2 separate regions of the Homo sapiens genome follow, and region 2 is linked to region 1. Evidence: chromatin loops called from intact Hi-C (ENCODE). Cell type or tissue: Panc1. All regions are shown on one strand.

The links. A loop is a pair of places that touch in the nucleus more often than their neighbours do. Peaks named below come from ENCODE experiments on the same cell type or tissue, not always from the same donor. Only the 100,000 strongest peaks of a DNase experiment are listed, where the experiment ranks them.
Region 2: a loop joins it to region 1, with 4 times the contacts of the local background. A loop is called at or near these places in 2 of 110 quality-filtered maps.

The regions. Positions count from the first base shown.
Region 1 is chr7:37,180,967-37,183,466 of GRCh38, forward strand. The region is part of intron 13 of ELMO1 (engulfment and cell motility 1); the gene reads right to left. Among named protein-coding and RNA genes, the nearest start is that of ELMO1-AS1, 180 kb to the left of the region's middle. In Panc1, CTCF peaks have their summits at 1,210 (motif pointing left) and 1,458; a DNase peak (open chromatin) is centred at 1,225; H3K4me3 peaks cover 233 bases; H3K27ac peaks cover 2,500 bases.
Region 2 is chr7:36,658,154-36,660,653 of GRCh38, forward strand. AOAH (acyloxyacyl hydrolase) reads right to left here. Exons shown (of 21, transcript NM_001637.4): 4 at 1,013-1,112. Among named protein-coding and RNA genes, the nearest start is that of AOAH-IT1, 59 kb to the left of the region's middle. In Panc1, no CTCF peak of the experiment used is centred here; DNase peaks (open chromatin) are centred at 88, 678 and 1,098; H3K4me3 peaks cover 1,114 bases; H3K27ac peaks cover 2,500 bases.

The DNA.
Region 1 (2,500 bases):
AATCATATCAAAATAGAAACTCAAAAAAATGATTTTTGGAACTAGATAGTGGGTGATTGTGCAATATTATAAATGTACTAAATGAAATGTCTACTTTAACATGCTTAATTTTATGTTATGTGAATTTTACCTCAGTAAGAATAAAAATAATAACGACAGTCCCAAGAGACTCTCCATAATTCCAGGGGTCACAGTTGCCTGGACTCAAAATGGGGACAAGTGAGAGGCATAAAGTGTTAGATGGCAAACCATCAGCATGCCCAGTGGCCACAAGGCAGCCTCCCTAAAACAGGGGTCAACTTTTTGTCCTGAGAACCGTCTCTGAAACTACTCCAAGGTAGTACTCCAGGCTAAGTCACCGAGAAGGAGGATGCCCGCCTCATCCCTGCAGGGTGGGGTTACACCACACCTGCCCTCTCTGTGGGCTACTCTTCACATTTTAATTAAATCATCGGGCATTTCCTGAGGCAGCTCTGTCTTGTATTTGCAGATTGGATGGCCTTTGAGCGTCCTTGTATAAGCCAAGACTTTTGACAGAAATGCAATCCTAGTTACAGAAACAAGAGGCCAATTTATATGAAACTGAACTGGGAGATACATATAAAGACCATTAAACACAGGACATAATACCACATTCCACAAGTAAAGAAATTCTCAATAAATATTTGTCAAAAAAAGAAAGCAGGAATGTATTGCAGTCCTCATATCACAGATGAGTATGTGATGCTCAGAGAGGTTAAGTATTTTGCCCAGGGTCACACAGCTAGTAAGTGCCTAAACTGAGGTTTGATTGCAGGTCAGCTGACTAAAGTCAGTACTTTGAACAATGGCCTCTGATTACTACCATGTTTCTTTGAGAAAATATGGTGTAACTTATGGTTGCAACAGGCATTGCTGATTACTGCATCCCTAGCAAAGGAAATAGTTATTTTCTCAGTAGAGAAAAGAACACAGAATACACATAAAACTCCTGCTTAGAAAGTACCAAATATTTCAAATGTGTATGCCAACATATAAGCTGTATTTCCTCCCTCCAATTGCCCCCCTCTCAAATAAGAAAAAAAAAATTAAAAACACATTTACATCCGTTTTGCCCAAACTTGGATCAGGCTTGGAAGGTAAGAGGTGACCAGCTAAGGCATGGGGTTTGGTGTGGGCTTCCCACCGCCCCGAGGCTCCTAAGTCCAAAGGCATGGGAAGGTGCTGCCCCCTGGTGACGACATGAGGTAATCAGCTCAGCACAGTGAAAACTAGAGCTTCACATCCTCTCAGAGTTTGGTAACATCGGTAGAGTTTTATACACCGGCAGATACGGTAGGGCAGATTCTAAGCAATCACTCAGTGTAACAATCACAATCCCACCCCATTCACTTGCACTTAAATGTGCTCTTGAGGCAGGGAGAGAAAATGGCAGCAGAACAGCTCTCAGCACATATAAGGTGGAAAAAGGCTAAAAATGACAACATAGGAAGATCATGAGTGCTCTTGTGCTCTACTTTTTTTTTTTTTTTTTTTTTTTTTTGAGACGGAGTCTCGCTTGGTTGCCCACGCTGGAGTGCAATGGCACGATCGGTCTCGCTCTCCTTCTTTCTCTCTTTCTCTCTCTCTCTCCCTCCCCCTCCTCTCTCTCTTCTCTCTCCCTTGACAAGCGCTTTTTCATTTGCATTCCTGAGTTCTCTTAACCTTTTACTTAGAGAGGTGCAGTATGGTTTAGAGTAAATAAATTTAAAAAGCCAAGAGGCTTGGGAATGATACAATTATCACTGAATTCTGGTGTCCCTTCTTACCCCGTGTGAGACTCTGGGCAGGTTACTTAACCTCAGTATAGTATTTTTAGATATAAAACCAGGGACAAAACATCTATTTCACCAGTTAGCTGCAAGAAGAGTGTGTCAAACATGGTGGAGGGGCCCTCATAGGTGGTAAGTATACAAACAATGTTTAGTTCCTCTTTCCCTCTAGGCTGGCACTCCATAAGGATGGCTCATACCTTTGCTATGCTCTTCTTTTTTTTCCTGGAGAAACCCTATAAAAATGTCAAAAAGGACTAACACACGGAAGCTAGGTTTGAAATGCAGAGACCAGCTTGCATGGAGTCAAAGTGATTGGTGTGTTGATACACTAGAACAATTTTAAATGGAAATAGTTTAGGAGCAGACATCCTAAAAACTGCCCAGAAGGCCTAATGAAGGAAGAGAAGCTGCTGAAGAGGAGGACGATCTGGCACAGAAGGAGAAGGAGGAAGGAGGAGGAAGAACAGGTCTATCGAGAGTGAGCAACACGTTCATTTTCACAGCAACTAAATACATCAAACAAAAATAAACCCCGGCTGTAAAGAAACATAGTAAACATTCTGCCAGTGTATGTGGTAAATAACATTGTTTCAGTAATTAGTGCCATTTTTTATACACTGCCCCTAAAGTATTTACAATAAGGATGTGACAATGAGGAGGAAGAGGCAGGGGGAGAAGAGGAGGGAACCAGAGCCCCAAAGCTTTAT
Region 2 (2,500 bases), 520 kb before region 1:
CAGAGGAAGCTTGAAATATACACGTTCCTCAGGTAGTTGCATCTCTTACTTCCTGCTCAAGGAGACAGGCTGATGTATTTAATACTGTCCATCAGCAAAATCATGGTCATTGGTTAGGCCACAAAGCACTAAAATGAACTTCATTTTAACATGAATAAAAAGGAAATTACAATTAAAATAGAAACCTATTGTGTTATATCCAGAAAAACTACAATTCAAGAAAGAAGGCAAAGAATTTTTTTTCACGGGCAGCTCCTGAAAATTAATATTCTGTGGCCTAACTGGATTCAATATTATCCTCTCATCCAGAGTGTGCGGAGGGAATTGTGTCAACATTTGCAGCCTCCTCTCCGCAATCTAATTAAAAGCTACACAAAATGATATAATGCACACAGGGTCCTCTGAACAGCTATCACTGAATAATAATGTTATCAATAATGATCATTTAGCAGTCATTTCTCTTAACACTTTAAAAACTGTATCAGTTATTGTGCTAAGCATTTTTTACATATTAGCTCACCGACTTCCCACAATAAACCACTGTGGGAGGTAGTTTATCATAACCCATTTTATGAGTAAGAGCAATAAGGCTCAGCGTAGGGTGACCAACTGCCCAGGATTTCCCAAGATGTGGGGCTTTCAGTGCTCATGGCAGGAAAGTCCTGGGCAAACTGGCATGAGTTGCTCACTCTGTGAGAGTGACTTGCTTGATTTTTAAGTGATAGGGATTTAAACCTCTGCGTCTCTTTGATCAGATTTCCTACCTACTGGCAGGCCAGCTCAAAATTACAGTCCACAATGGCTGAACAGCAAAGACATTCTTTCTAGCATGGTAGTATGGATCTAGGCCAAAATGCAGGAATATTATTTCTTGCGGGGTAATTGAAAATGTCATCTTGCCTCTCCCTGTCCCCAAAACACTGAGCGAGTAAAAGCTAAGCCTCCCTTTCTAACATTTCCAAAAGCCTTGCATGTCCCTGGAAACAGATGTTCAGAGTGATTACACACTCACCTTGGGAAGAGGGTAGAGATGACACAATGGTTGGCCAGTGTTCTGTTTACAAAACTCCAGAGTGTGACATACCACATCAGCATTCATATCTGCGCTAAGCCTGGAGGGAAACGGTGCAAAACAAAGGCTATTCAGATCTCTTAGGCATTAGGAAACAGAAGCTACTGCAAAGAAAGGTAAATCCCCAGAATGGATTCTAATACCCTCAACTCCTTGCAGAGTGGCCTTTGACCCCAATCCCGGGGAGCTGCTGGATGGTAATGATTTCCTGCCACTGTTGCTCTCTCCTGCATTTAGAATGAGGTCCTAAAGGCGAGGATGGGGCATGCACAGCACTGAGCTGCCAGTCAGCCTCTCACGCGAGTGCTGGGATTCTTTTCAGGCAAAGCCACACATAAAATTGGGAAAGAAAAAGTGGGCAGGGACGTAACTTGATGGAAACAATATTTTGAAGTTTGGGCCTTTGAAACATGGTAACCTTATAGTGAAAAATCATTTACGATATAGCCTTAAACACCTAACCTTACTTTCTTAGGCACAATCCAAACAATCTATTCTATTCCCTTATAAACATATTTCTTTTTTCTTTCTTTTTTTTTTTTTTTTTTCCTGCGAGAGGTCAGAGTTTTGTCAGGCCTCTGAGCCGAAGCTCGGCCATTATAACCCCTGTGACCTGCACATATCCGTCTAGATGGCCTGCAGGAGCCAAGAAGTCTGGAGCAGCCAAAGAAAAACTACAAAGAAGTAAAACAGCCAGTCCCTGCCTTAACTGAGTAAAATTACAATATTTTACTATCGTGACTTGTCCCTGCCCTATCTTAGTTGATCATTTGACTTTGTGACATTCTTCTTCTGGACAATAAGTCTTATGATCTCTCCACCATGTACCTTGCAACCCTCTCCTCTGCTAACAGTAAATAACTACCTTTTATTGTAATTTTCCATTACCTACCCAACTCCTATAAAGCAACCGCTTCCCCATCTCCCTTCGCTGACTGTCTTTTCGGACTCAGCCCACTTGCACCCAAGTGAATAAACAGCTTTATTGCTCACGCAAAGCCTGTTTGGTGGTCTCTTCACACGGACGTGCTTGACATTATTATTACTCAAATCAGTCTCCCCAATTATTTGGGAACAGAGTCTTTTGTTTGTTTGTTTTTGTTTTTTTGACGCAGAGTCTTGCTCTGTCGCCCAGGCTGGAGTGCAGTGGAATAATCTCTGCTAACTGCAACCTCCGCCCCCTGGGTTCAAGTGATTCTTCTGCCTCAGCCTCCCCAGCAGCTGGGATTATAGGCACCCACCACCATGCTTGGCTAAGTTTTATATTGTTTAGTAGAGATAGGGTTTCACTGTGTCGGTCAGGCTGGTCTCGAACTCTTGACCTCAGATGATACACCCACCTCGGCCTCCCAAAGTGCTGGGATTATAGGCATGAGCCACTGCACCAGGCTGGGCATATTTCTTATTCTTATGGAAGAAAGTACAATG